Linked DNA regions of Mus musculus: region 1 is linked to region 2. A link is a contact called in ENCODE Hi-C or POLR2A ChIA-PET data. All regions are on one chromosome and are shown on one strand. The core of a region is the stretch at or near the end of the contact, and the rest is flanking DNA. Distances in the headings are between cores, read along the strand shown.

Evidence for each region. A loop is a pair of places that touch in the nucleus more often than their neighbours do. ChIA-PET counts read pairs that join two places held with the same protein, here RNA polymerase II (POLR2A).
Region 1: a map of T-helper 17 cell shows a loop between it and region 2 (2.0-fold over the local background). The contact joins the promoter of Lyrm7 here to the enhancer-like site in region 2. A Hi-C loop is called at or near these places in 1 of 37 maps with a recorded cell type or tissue (T-helper 17 cell). POLR2A ChIA-PET finds 5 or more read pairs at or near these places in 2 of 5 experiments (Patski and embryonic stem cell).

Annotation. Positions count from the first base shown.
Region 1 is chr11:54,855,456-54,863,232 of GRCm38, reverse strand. It overlaps Lyrm7 (LYR motif containing 7), which reads left to right and starts at 2,636. Exons shown (of 5, transcript NM_029327.5): 1 at 2,636-2,681. The coding sequence starts at 2,664. It overlaps Gm31490 (a long non-coding RNA gene), which reads right to left and starts at 3,419. Exons shown (of 3, transcript XR_879859.2): 1 at 3,193-3,419; 2 at 1,203-1,317; 3 at 374-484.
Region 2 is chr11:54,721,515-54,728,346 of GRCm38, reverse strand. It overlaps Cdc42se2 (CDC42 small effector 2), which reads left to right. Exons shown (of 6, transcript NM_178626.3): 4 at 4,672-4,773. Among named protein-coding and RNA genes, the nearest start is that of Cdc42se2, 63 kb to the left of the region's middle. Within about 2 kb of position 3,525, at least 2 of the 3 ENCODE cell types and tissues checked have a DNase peak (open chromatin) inside an H3K27ac peak, as active enhancers do.

The DNA of each region.
Region 1 (7,777 bases), core at 1,387-3,886, 140 kb before region 2:
GATTTGTTTCCACCAAGGGAAAACTGGTCACAGCAGAGCTGCATTCTCCCTGGAGGCTCTAGAGGGCAGTCCACTCCCTTGTCTTTTCCAGCTTCCAAGATCATGTGCTTCCCTTCGGTTTTTGGGGGGTCTTTTTTATTCATCTCCAAAACCAGCAGAGGAGTATCTTTTTACATCTCCCTCTTTTCCTTCTTCCACTTTCAATGTGACTCATTAGGCTCACCAGACCGTACATGAAACGTCTCCCATCTCAGAATATTTAATTCACTTGCCAAATTCCTGCAAGGCAAGGCAATGAGAAGTTCTGGGCACCTGAGTGCACACATCTTTTGGAGGGCATACTCCTGCCTGCCACATAGCTCCAGGAACTTACATGATGAACAGTTGGAATTTCCACTGAGTTCTGGCGTTTCTTCAGTTCAGTTCCCACCACCGGATCAGTAAAGAGTGTGAGCTGTCTCGTTTCCCTTCATCTCTGGAACAGCTGAAGAAACTATCATGTTGGCTTAAGACTCACTTCTGATCTCATTTGGGCACTGTAGAACTATGTTTTAAAATTTTATCTATTATATGTATACAATTGCATGACATTATGGGCACCACAGGCATGTAGGAGCCAACGGAGGCCAGAAGAGAGTACTGGATCTCCCAAAACTGGAGTTACAGCCTGTTGTGAGCTGCTGTGAAGGTGCTAGGAATCCAACTCCAGTCCCCTGCTGATCAGTAAGTGCTGTTAAGCACTGAACCATCTCTTCAGCCACAGGATCCATATTTTTAAATAACATAGAAGGGTTTTCATTAACTTTCTAATCAGAAGTTATTATTACAAATTACTTTTTTTTTTTAAGAAATTGATCTATAGTACTACAGAAGCCACCACAGTATAAGATCATCTAATTGATTATTGTTTTGGATGAAAGACAATAGCCACTACACTTGATTTCATTGGTTCTATTAAAAGCACTTCTGCAGCCGAGCAGTGGTGGCGCACGCCTTTAATCCCAGCACTGGGGAGGCAGAGGCAGGCAGATTTTTGAGTTGGAGGCCAGCCTGGTCTACAGAGTGAGCTCCAGGACAGCCAGGGCTACACAGAGAAACCTTGTCCTGAAATAAATAAATAAATAAATAAATAAATAAATAAATAAAACCTCAATAAGAAATTTTTAGTGAGATTTTATTTTTATGAGTGTATGAGTGTTTACCTGGATGTGTATGTATACCGTGTCCTTGGAGGCCAGAAGGTGTCAGATCCCCTGGGACTGGAGTTCAGGCAGTTGTTAGCTGCCATATGGGTGTTGGGAAATAATCTCAGGTCCTCTGGAAAGAACAGCAGTGTTCTTAGGCTTTGGGCCAGCTCTCCAGCCATCAATAACAATTTTTAAAAGTTGACAATTATCTTTGTGTTCTTATATAAGACTCCCTAGGCATGGTATTTCACATTTGTAATCCCAGCCTTGGGGAGGTAGAGATGGGAAGATCTCTGAGACCAGGACAGCCAGTCTAGCCTAACCAGTGAGTTCTGGGCCAATTCTAGGTTTTGAACAAGGTAGAAAGCATTCCTGAGGACGAGTACAGGTTTGGTGGTGACAACTTTTATTCCAGCACTCCAGAGGCAGCAGATCTCAAAGTTTGAGGCCAGCCTGATCTATATAACAAGTTCCACACCAGACAGGGTTACTGTGACACCCTGTCTCAAAAGCAGAATTTTTTTTTCCTTTTTGTTTTTTGATTGACACAGAGTCTCATATAGTCTAGACCAGGGCTGTCCTTGAATTCTTGATGCTCCTGACTTTACCTTCCAAATACTGGGTTTTCAAGTATATCCCACCACACTCAGCTTAATCAAAGATTAAGAATCTTTGATTCTTAATAAACAGTCAGTTTTACCTAAAAGTAGCCTAAAATGTTACAGGAATGTTGAACGCAAATGATTGCGGAACAGGAGCAAGGTGGAAATTTTTATCCATGCCTGCAAGTACTAAGTTAAAATGTATATAAATGTTTTATGGTTATTACTATGAAGCTTCTAATAAATTATTTCCTACCTCAGCAAAACCAAAGAACGGGGCAAGATAAGTAGGGCAATAATGCAGAAGGTGAGGAGGCTCTGGGATCAAGGGTGTGAACTTGAGCAGGCAACTCAACCGCACCTTTGGGGGGAATAATTAAGAGAATGTACAAACAGAACGTTCTGGAGTCAGCGTTCTGATATGTATGGGCTGTGGTTGTTAGGACTTAGCTTTTGTTTGCTTACGTTCCCAAGGAGACAGTCACAGCCCGGAAACCTTATAATATAGACACTTAAGAGACGCCCACGCCCTTAAACAAGAGATAAAAAACGAGCAGGTTCCGAGGCCACCCAGTAACAAACAGTGTGCGCGAGCGGCACGCTAGGCGCGGCGGAGTGAAGTCTGCCCCTAACAAACATGGCTTCTCAGCTACTTCCGTCCTCCTGTCCGTAATTTGGCACCGCGGCTTCTCGCGTTTTTATACTTAGCTCTGCTTAGCAAACGCCTGAACTTCCTCCTGCGGGGAAGGCGGGCTAGGAAGGACATGTTGCATTCTGATTGGTTGCTATGCGGAGCGTCGCCAGCTGTGCCCCGGCCCTGATTGGTTGCCAAGAGGGGGCGCCCTCAGAGGCGGAGTCAGCGGCGTGGGGAGCCATGGGTCAGCCCGCCAAGGTGACAGGGCCGGGAGGAGGGTGCAGGGATGCTGAGGCTCAAGACCCCGGCAAGGGAGGGAGGCGACCCCGAGGGGGGCTGAGAGTGTAAGAGGGTGACAACCTTCAGGGGCAATGAGTGGTAGAGGGTGACAATTTTGAGGGCAGTGAGGAGAGACGACCCTATGGACCGTGAATGGAGGAGGTTGATAGCCATGTGGAAGAGTGAATGATGAGGGAGACAACCTGGAGGGGCTGCAGTGGAGAAGGGGGGGACAGTGAGTGAGGAGGGAGTGGATCTCGAGGGGCGCGGAGCGGAGGAGGGTGACAGCCACACGAGACAATGAATGAGGAGGATGGCTGATCCATGAAAGGTAGTGAATAGAGGAGACTGATGACCATAAACCGACCACCTATGCCTTAATAAAGAAGTTCCATAGTAGGAAGACTATAAACAACTAATAAAATCGTAAGAAGTGCTTCAAATTAATAAACAGCATGTTTTGTGAACCTATAAATAGGATTTAACTTACCTAGAGGAATACAGAAATCTCTAGTGGGCGAGAGGCAGCATTGCTGAGCCTACTTGTTGATGGCAAGCCCAGGCAACATAGATCTTGTCTCGAAATTTAAGAATCACGGGGACTTATAGGCAGACACCTGAAGTTTGATTAAGAATTAGGAGGGGCTGGCCTCAGACTTGTAGCTCACACCGGCGGCCAATTCTCAGCAATCTTCATGCTAAGTGCTGGGAATCTGACTCCCGAGCCACTACGCCCAGCTACTTTTTGCGTTTGAAAAGAAGTTTCTTAGTAGGGCTGAGGTTGTATTTAACTTTTAAGTTGGAGCCCTTAGCATTTTCAAGGCATTGGCTTCCATGCCCAACAGTGCATAAATAATAAGTAAAAAGATATGATTAGCTACAATGTAATGCCGGTTCTAGTAGATTTGTGGTAATGAAGATCACATTTTCTTTTAAAATAACTTTTTCAACTATTTTATTTGCAAGGCATGTATGTCTGTGCACCATGTGCATGTCTGGTACTCACAGAGGCCAGAAGAGGGTGTCAGATTCCTTGGAACCGAAGTTACAGGAGGTTGTCAGCTGCAGTATGGCTGATGGGAAGAGCCTGGTTCCTTTGTGAGAGCAGCCAGTGCTTTAACCTCAGAGCCATCTCTCCAGCCCCCATTTTCTTTTTATTAGGATAATGGTCTTAAGCTAGTGGTGCTGTTTTTATATTAATGGACACCCCCACTCCCCAGGAAGTACTATATAAAATTACTCCGATTACTATCCTTTAGTGTTCCACACTGCAGACTTCCTATGGTCTTAAACTTTGGGATCAAGTGATCCTCCCTTCTCCACTTTCTAAGATGCAGGGACATCTAGACACCTAGTCTCGTGTGTGTGTGTGTGTGTGTGTGTGTGTGCGCGCGCGTGTGCGTGTGCGCGCGCGTGTGCTAGTGTGCTTCTGCCTGCCTGCCTATCTGTCTCTTTTTTGTTTGTCTTTTTTTTTTTTTTTTTTTTTTTTCGAGACAGGGTTTCTCTGTATAGCCCTGGCTGTCCTGGAACTCACTTTGTAGACCAGGCTGGCCTCAAACTCAGAAATCTGCCTGCCTCTGCCTCCCGAGTGCTGGGCCTATATGTCTCTTTACCTCTTGCTTAATTTATATTTTATTGTGTAGTGCTGAGAAATGAACTCAGGACCCACTACATTTCAAGCACAGTCTATGTGGTGCCTTTTAAAATTCATATTCCTGGGCTGGAGAGATGGCTCAGCGGTTAAAAGCACTGGCTACTCTTCCAGAGGTCCTGAGTTCAAGTCCCAGCAACCACATGGTGGCTCACAACCATTGTAATGGGATCTGATGCCCTCTTCTGGTGTGTCTGAAGACAGCTACAGTGTACTTATATAAATAAATAAATAAATCTTTTTTTAATCCATATTTCTATCAACAGTCTCTGCCAGGCAATGGGCTCTTATTGCTGAGCACTTTAGAAAAAAACTCCTTTCTCTACACATCACTCAATTCCAAAGCCACCCCCACATGTTTAGGTTGTTATTGTTCCCCATTCCCCCATACCAAGTCTGTTAGTTTCCCGTGATTGGCTAAGCATCCAAAAAAGGAAAAAAAATGGAAATCTGAAATCTTATTTTTTCCATTTCCATGTGTGTACTAATGTGTGCCCATATGCATGTGTATGACGGCTTCTGCTGTTCTCTTACCTCATGTGTCGAGGCAGGGTGACTCAATTAGACCCAGAGCTCTCCACTGTGAGCACAGCTAGTCATCTGCCCTGTATTTTCGTGGGTTCTGAGGATCCAAACTGGTCTTTACCCTTACAGAACAAGCATTGTAACCACTGAGCCATCACCCTAGCCCTAAATCTAAAGTTGATTTTCTATCTATCTATCTATCTATTGTTTTTAATTTTATGTGCATTGTTGTTGTGCTTGCATTCATGCCTGTGTGAGGATGTCAGATCCCCTGGAACTGCAGTTACAGATAGTTGTGAGCTGCTATGTTGGTGCTGGGCATTGAACCCAGGTCCTCTGGAAGAGGAACCTGTGCTCTTAACCGCTGAGCCATCTCTCCAGCTTTCAGATATGCATATGTGTCTTAGGTTCCATCCTGTTTCCCTCCCCGCCAGTTTCTTAGCTATTCTCACCACTATTCCTTTTCAGTTTCATGTATTATCACAATGTCAGGCTTGTGGGCACTCCTGTCCCTGTCCCCACCCCGACTCCCACAAATTCAGGATGCTGAGAAGTCTTGGCATTCCTTCCACTTTTCATTTCAGAAATTGCAGTTAGGTTTCTCTGAGCTATCTGAAACATCTTCCCGGGCTCTTAGGATAGAATACATTCCTGATTGTGAGTGGAGGAGTCAAGAGAAGATGAAAGGGGGTAGGTTGAGAGAGAGCTAGAAACCTATGCAGACTGGCCGAGTCCACCACCTTCCCACACTAAGTTCTTGTCAGGATGATCATTGAGGCTTTTGTTTTGTTTTGAGAGTTGTTGAAACAGGCTCTCAAGAAGCCCAGGTTGGCCTTGAACTCACCACATAGCAGAGGCTGACACTGAGCTGATCCCCCTGCCTCCACCTCATGAGTACTGGATTGACAGATATGAACCACCACACCACTTAGAAGATTCGTATTTTATTTTATTTTATTTTTTTGACTGTTTCATAGAACAGTTTTTTAATGAGTTGCTAGATGGAGCCCAGGGCCTTACCTGAGCTAGGTTGTACCTCCAACTGCTGCCCCCCCCCCTTTTAATTATATGTCTGTGTGCATGTGTACGTGGGCATGTGTGTGCAAGTGCAGATGCCTGCAGAGGCCAGAACCACTTGATGTGGGTGCTGGGATCCAAGGAACAGAGCTGACGCCCACCGGAGAACAGTGCATGCTGCTAACGACTGATCCAGCTACAGTGCATGCTCCTAACCACTGATCCAGCTCCCCAGCTCCTCATTGCTTTTGTTGGTTTGAATTTGGCGTGGGGGAGAGGTTTTGGCGTGGGGGAGAGGTTGGGGGATGGGGATGGGTGTTGGTGTTTGTCTTTTGAGACAGAGTTTCTCTCTAGCAGCCAGACCCTGTTTTGTTCTCTAACTCAAAGAGAAATAACACTAGAACATTACTTTGCAAGCCCCTTGCTGTGGGGAGCGGGTGTGGCGGCAGTCCCAAAGGCGCCAGGGACTGCAGCTAAGTCATATGACTTGCACCTGACTTCCTCATATAAGACACAAACATCTTGAGTGCTGCGCAGGTGTACCAGGATACAGGTGAATCCAATTTGATGGAGATATGCCCCTGCTGCCCTGATTAGCTGAAGCTGCATGCCTGGTGAGGTGGCGTGGCCTGCTGTGCGTGGATGGGAACTGAGAGTATAAAAGAGTGAGAGGCCCAGGGTTCGGCGGAGATATATAAACAAGGGAGATATATAAACAGGGGAGATATAAACAGGGGAGATATAAAAACAAGGGAGATATAAAAACAAGGGAGATATAAAAACAAGGGAGATATAAACAAGGGAGATATAAACAAGGGAGATATATGGAGAAAGAAGAAACAGGACTGAATAAATGTGTGCAGAAGGATCCTGTAGCAGCGTCGTTCTTGCTGGCGAGTTGGGGGCGCGCTCGAGAGTTGGTGCCGAAACCCGGGACAAGAAACATCTTCAGGCACAAGCGAAGACCCCCTGCTACAGGGAGGATTCAGAACTGCAACACGGGGAAGAAGTGGTTAATAAAGGTTCCCGTAAAACAGACTGTTGAGAAGGATCCGGCGTGGATTCAGAACTCTTCAGCTGGGAACGGTACTGATGAAGAGAAAGAAGAAAGATGAAGACTGAATAAACTGCTGTTAGAAGGACTGGTGGTCGCGTCGTTCTTGCTGGTCGAGAGCAGGCGCGACAATTGGTGGCCCGTACGGGGAACCGACTCCCCCACCGAGTTCAGAACTTTCAGCAGTCAGTGGTTGCCGGCAGGGTAAGTTCACAGTGAGTGAAACTTGCGACCCCAGGAGTTTGGGAAGGACCTCGGATAAAATAGAGGCGAGCATAAAGTTGCCAGGAAGCAGGCACATAACGAAAGGTTCCCGGCTTTGGGACAAGTTAAGGTTCCTGGTTTGGGGACAAGTTAAGGAACTATGATAACCTCAGTGTAGTGATCAATAGATCCTCGCTGTGTAGTTATGCTTTTTTCTCCCATTGACCCTTTGTGGGTAGGTCTGATAGTTTTGGTCTTGTTTGTTCTGATATATGGACTCTGTTACTGTTTGAATCGAGAGGCAGTCAAGACAGGTCAGAAAATCCTTATAGAGCAACAAGAAAATATGTCGGAAGAGGAGAAGGGCTTAAAAAGAAAAAGGAAAAAGAAAGACACAGTGTTATCAGGTGGACAGAAAGGACAAAACAAAAGAGCCGAGGCGGAGGAGGAAGGCGAATTAGCTTCTGTGCCTCCTCCCTATGCCTCCTCAGCAGTGAAAACTTGACTCTCATATTGACTCCCCAGATGGACACACAGGTGATTGAGGTTATGGTCTCATTACCACGAGGTATTGTGTCCATCCCCCCTGGGGATCGACCAGATCAGGTGTTGATGTGGGCGAGA
Region 2 (6,832 bases), core at 2,276-4,775:
TAAGAGTACTTACTGGCCATTCTTCCACAGGACTTGATTTCAGTTCTACCCAAGCTAGGTGGTTCACAATGACCTGAGACCTCAGTTGCAAGGGCTCTCATCCTCTGTCCTCTGCGTACCGTGTGCACACATTTGTGCATACATGCATTCACAGCGTGTAATGCTAACACAAAGTAAGAACATTCTCCTGCTTCTAGTAGGTAAGATAGGAGTTGGAAGGGGCCCAGGGTCAAAGCCAGCCTGGTTTGTATAGTTACTAACTGGTTTGCATAGTTAACTAAATAAAATATTTATGACAAGACTCCATAGCTCTCTTCTTCACAGGAGAAAGGACAGATTGGATGTTTTCAGTATTTAGGAGAGGAGAGTCCGTCATGTTCACTGTTAGTCAGAAAGCATCCAATTAAAGTGATCAGGGACATCCTGACAGCTGGGAAGATTTTCTCTGCTCTACAGCTCTTGAGATGTGAGGGAGGGTGGAGCCCACGGCACCCAGGACTAAGTATAAATGTCTAACTACAAAGGCAGGTGTACTGAGGAGGCTGAGGCAGGAGGATTGCAAATTCCATGCCAGCCATGGGTACTTGGCATGATTCCACTACCCCCAGTCAGCCACCAACCACTAAGCACACCATATTTTTCAAGCATAAGGTGGATTTTTTGTTTTGAACAGCACACTTTTTCAAGTACATGGTATTAAAATTTCAAGACAAACACAGATGCAGTTGTCAGCAGCCAGGGGAATTCCACAGTTGGGCCTCGGCAAAGCAAAACAGGAAGCTTGAGAGGGCGCTCACAGCCCTGCTGTGTGGACTTGGGTAGAGTCACTGTGTTTCCTGGAACACTTCACTCTTACAGGACTCTTCATTAGCTGCCGGCCATGCAAATACTCCTAGTCATGCTTCAGATGCTTTTCATTCTGTATAAGGTCAGGGATTAGAGGCACAAATGTGAACAGTTGTGCTAGAGGAGAGGTGGTTTGGCAAACGTTTCTTTCTATGGAATTTCTGCATCACTACATCATAGTTGGAGTGTCAGTATCTAGTGATTGGGAGTTGACACAGAAGGTCTTGCCACCTTGTGAGCCTTGCCCACATGTGCTCTGCATGCTATCAAAGTGTGTTTATGTCCCTTAGGGAAACTCAGCTGACTGAGAAGAGATGATAGCAAGGAATTCAGATTGATTTTGGTTCGCTATAGTTTAACCTGTCTCAGAGTTCTGTGATTAACAAGGAGTGACTCCTGGTATAGGTAGCAACAGTTACCACCCTCAGAATAACTGCACAAGTGAAGGAAAGCACATGCTGGAGGATCCATTTAAATGAGCTTCAGGAAAATGCTGACAGACATGTGGGCAGTAGATCAGTGCCTACGTGGAGAAGGGATGGGGAAGGGACTTTTAGGAGGATGGGTGTGCTCACTGTGTTGACTGGTGTGGGCTCAAGTGCTTGATCCCCACCCCCTTCCTTTCTGTTTTCATCTCTTCCTTCCTCCACCATCTCATCTTAAGACCTTATCTTAACAAGGACATGTGTCTTTGTGAAAACAGTGAGCTGGAGGCTTCCCACCTTTGCCTTTATGTGTGAGCGTGTCCCTGGGAATGTGTTTGCACACTCTCCCTCAGTAGCTTACTGTGGCAGCTGTTCTCCGAGCCTCACCCAGAAATTCAAGTAAGTCACTTAGTGTAGGGGTGTGGGCCATGTGTGATTTCTTCCTAGCACCACAGGGGGCATGGTGGCTCTTCAGTCTTCAGGGCCAGGATTATAGAAACCAGGATGCCTGGAAGGTGTGACTCCAGTATGCCAGGTCTGCCTAGAGAGGCCCTCCAGCAGGCTGAGTGTACAGCAGAGGCAGTTGCTCTTGCAAGTCAGGTTCCTGTGAGACGTTGGGAGATGGCCCCTGTCCTGCAGATCCTTTGCCCCAGGTGTACAGCTGCTGTCCTTTTCTCCTTGTGATGAAGTCTCTGTCTCTACCCTCCAGAAGGTCTACTAAGCTGTCTCACTTGGGATACTGGAAATTGATCATGCTTTGGAGTACATACGGGTGGGTGAACTAGGATGACTGGCTTCCGAGGGTCACTCTAATGGTTTTTAGCAAAAAGAAGAGGAGACTACTGCCACATCCGTTTTGGCTTTGCTTCTTAAGGCTCTTCTGCAGAATTATGACTTACTGCTCCACACAGGAACAGTGGGGGGGGGGGGGGGGAAGTAAGAGGAGTGTAGTGGGGGCAACATACCCTGAATCTGGGTGAGCAAAGCTAGAAGGGTCTGAACCTTCTCTTGGCTTTCTGAGACCTTCTTGATTAAAAATGAGTGGGGCTCTAGGACACCCTTACTAAAGGCCTGGAGATTAACTTTAGAGAAATAAAGCACAAATGACCTGGGTAAGATAGCTCATACGTTTATTCCCAGCATTTGGAAGGCTGAGGCAGGAGGATCTCTTGAGTTTGAGGCTAATACATACATACATACATACATACATACATACATACATACATACATAGGGAGTTTCAGTACAGCCAGCCCTATAGAATGAGACCTGTCTCCACAGGTGAAAGTGTTGACTCAACCGTGTTAGAGGCTAGCATTGCAAGTGCTCACAGAGGCTTAGCAGGTCAGTAACATCTAAGAGTGAGTTCTTGTAAAACCATCATAAGGGCCAGGGAGATAGATGGTGTGGTGTGTAAAGGTATGTGCCACGCTGGCCCAGTGACCTGGTATCAGTCCTCAGAACCCATAGACAGGTGGAAGGAGAGAATAGATTCCACGAATCATCCTCTGACCTCCACATGTGTGCTCAGGCGCAGGCCTCCTAATAATAGTGATAATTATTATTACTCTTGTTGCTGCTGCTACTAAAGAAACTCTGATCTAGAATTGCAGCTTGTAGGTCAGGTGGCCTTGAGCACTTGCTGTGCAGAGGTGCACTTTAAGTTTGAAGGTTTGTTTTATGTGGGGATATATTCTCTCTCTCTCTCTCTCTCTCTCTCTCTCTCTCTCTCTCTCTCTCTCTCTCTCTTCCTCTCTCTCTCTCACACACACACACATACACATACACAGAGCGAGCAAAAACACATGTGCAGAAGCTCTAGGAACACATGGTTAAGAGGCACTGTGTTACCATGCAGAGTTAGCAGGAATAAACCCTCCCAGCTCTTCTGGGGTTTTATTTGGCAACAATAAAAAATAAAAAGATGGTAAGTTGGTTTCTGGCTTGTACATTCGAACTCTCCACTTCTCTGTGTTTATAGAGAGCCATGTTCTGACAGACAAACTGCCCTGAGCACTGTCAGATTTAGGACTTACTAGAATAGCAGCAACATTGCAGTTTTATGGACCTGGGTGTTGTGTCCTGAGGTTCTGTTCCTACAGTTCATAGTTCCCTGCAAACTTAAGAGCTGTGTGCTCTCACAGGGAAGCCTGCTGTGAGGACAGTGACCCAGCTACACTGGTGGCTGCTCTTGTGTCTGAAGGATCTGTGCAAACCTCAGATGAGCAGGGCAGGGGCAGTCATGAGGCAGGAGGTGGGTGTGCTGGTGGGAAGCCAGCGTGCCTGCTTGGCTGCTCACTGGGAAACTGGCTAGCGCTCTATTCGAGCATAGTGACCACACCTGTAATCTCAGCACTCAGGAACTGAGGCAGGACGGTGAGGTCTAGGTGAGCCTGAGCTGTATTGATGCAACCCTATCACAAAACTAAAACATGTCTGTCAAAACTTAGGAAGCAAGCCCCAGCCTAGTTGGGTTTAGACAGGGCATCAGTCAGTGCAGTGAACAGACCAGAGCTAAGTCCCACCCCTCCCCCAGGCCAGCTGAATGACAGATTCATTCCACTGTGGAGAGGGCAGTTGGAGACAACCCAAGTAAATGACATCAGAATATAATCAACTTGTTATCAAGAGCTAGAAAGTTGTGCTTAAAATCAAGAGCATTGAGGTCAAATCCCACATATTCTTGGCTAATGATGAGGGTAATTTTATATTTGTCTTATTTTTAAGTTATTTTTGTCATAAAAATATGTATCACTGGCATTATATAAAGTTCAGTGTTTTTATGTATAATGTTTTAGTCAGATTAACTAGTTCTTCAGACATCTATTATTTTATGTTGTCATGGCAGTGAGTGCTTTTGTTCTCAACATTTGGGAAACAGCAGGATGGTCAGGAGTTCAAGGCCCGCCTGGGCTACATGAGATTGCCTTTTTTTTTTTTTTTTTTTTTTTAAAGTATTGTTTCCTTAGTTTTGTTTCTTGGAAAGGTATCCATAATGTAGCCTGGCTGGCTTCAAACCCAAGGTCCTTTTTGTCCCAGCCTTGGGGGGCCTTGGGGGAGATACAGGCCTGTGTGGCCAGCTAGCTTATTACTTATTGTTTTATTCTAAAAACTTCCAGATGCCCCTTCAGGTAAAACTCTGGTTGTGTGGCTGCACACTTTACAGCATCATGGGGGGAGGGAGGGTGTCAAAGGGCAACCTTCAGGATTCCATGGGTGGAAGCTGGGTTTTGGGATGTGCACGGTAGGCTTTCTCGTGGGCTGAGCAGTCTTGACTGCTCATCCTCTAGAGTTTTGATGTTTCATTGTTTCAAAGAGAAATGAAAAGCATGAGAATTGGGGTTTCAGACCAGTGTGGGAGGATAAGGCCATTTTCTCAACACATTATTTCTCATATTTTAGAAGAGGCGACGACGGATTGACCGAAGTATGATCGGAGAGCCAACCAACTTTGTGCACACAGCTCACGTAGGATCCGGAGACCTATTTAGTGGGATGAACTCAGTAAGTTTGATCGTGGGACACGCACATGGGACTGTGAGACAAGGCCCAGAGGGACCTGCATGATAGACTCATACCTTCAAAATGACTTCTTAGACTTGTTGTGTGGGTCCCTTTTAATAACAACATGTCAAGTGAATTCTGCAACTAGATTGTGCCAGTCATGGGTTAAAAATATTTGGAAAGAAATACTGTGTCTGCATACGCACTCCCTGAGCAATATTGTTATTTGTACATTACTGAAATTCTTTTAAATGTACTGCTATGTACAATACAGATGACTTAATGTTCAAGGGAAGATGTGATGTATATGTAAGGGAAGACCGCTTCATACAGGAACAGCCACACTCGTGGCTTAGATTAGATTTGGAATGTGTTAATGATTGATTCTTATGCGACCACCATGGGGTCTCAAAGGTCAGTTTTTAATTTAATATTTATGTCAGGCATGGTGGTGTGTGCTTTTAATTCCAGCACTCAGAAGGTTGAGACAGGAAGAAGATCTCTGAGTTCGAGGCCAGGCTGGTCTACATAGAGAATTCTAATACAGCCAAGGCTAGAGACCCTGCCTCAAAATAAATAAATGCATAAATAAATACATAAATACATATTAATACTTACCCTCTTGTTGTGAACTGCTTTTCATGTACTTTAAGGTTTAGTTTTTATTTATGTGCATAGGTCACATGTGTGCAGAGGCCAGATTTAGTCTAAAGGTGGAGGCTGAGCTGGTGTTGAACTTGAGCTGCTGCCTCAGGCTGGTGGATGCTGGGACATCACCTAGCCACCTGTTAAGATTTAATCTAGCTCATAGTACTTGGACACATTGTCAGTATTGTTTGTGTACAGTTCAGGATTTTCTTTAAAATCTGTGCCTGCATCTTACCAATAGTAAGCTTCATGAGGCCTGCTGCCTACTGTAGCTGAGGCGGAGGGAGGCTCCTGCGCTGACAGCATCAGGCTTTGCCCTGCAGACCACTGGAGTCTTCTCTGGGACCGACATCATTCTTCAGAACCAATATGTCCTGTCGGGTAGCGATTTCATTGGATGAGCATGCTACAGCATTCCTCCCTCAGTGCTGAGTTCTTGCTGACAGTGAGATCGGTCAGGGAGGTTTTGGGAATTACTGCTGATAGTTCCCATTTGCATAAACATGACTGAGAGAGAAATTGTGTTTTCCTGTGTAAGAACAGTGATGACAAGACAAAACCATGAATAGAAATGCTATTTGTCCAAGGAGGTGTCCCCACCCATCTCTGTCCTGAGACTGGAGCAACTGTCATTGGGAACAGGATCGTGTGTGAAGGTGCCCGCCTGGCCTGCACTGCATCACTCACCACCTCTGAACACAGGGCTCGTCCTAGGGCTACTTCACGGACTGATTTTTGATGGGTTGGGTGCCACTGGTTGCTGTTGTTTCCAGGTGTAGACTGCCACGCCTGCAAGCTTACTTTTTAATGCCCGCTTCTTGCCAGCAGGAGCTCTGTGAGCCTTTAGTAGTTTTCAAACCCTGTACACTGCAGTCATGTGCTTGCTCACACCGATCAGTCACTTCCTGACTCTTCAGGTTAACACTGCAGGATTGATTTTATTTATTTATTTGTTTGTTTGTTTATTGAGGAGGCACACACCTCTTTCTTAGACTTGTGACTTGTGTGGCTTCATGAGTCTAAAAGTCTTGACCAGGTGGTCCTGGAATGTCTGCAGAGACTGTGTTGGGTATAGACTGATAAAGACTGATGATATCTGAGCTGAGGCCACACTGCATCACAAAGTGTTGTGGAAGTGATCATGCCCCAGGGCTTAAAGACGAGCTGTACATTCTTACAGCCATCAGTTGTGAGTTCAGGTTCAGTTGTAGTGTGTGCAGTACCATTGGGGCGAGAGGCTTCACAGAAGTCAAGTGTCTCTGAGGAAGGGCAGTGGGTCCTGTAAGGCAGAGTCCTTAAGCTGTCAGGAGCTGAAAGAGCTTAGCCACCCATGTGTTCTCCTCTAGCGTATTTAAACCTGTTAGTCCAGAAATAACTTCGGCAAGCCTCTGCGACTGGGCCGGGGAGGGAA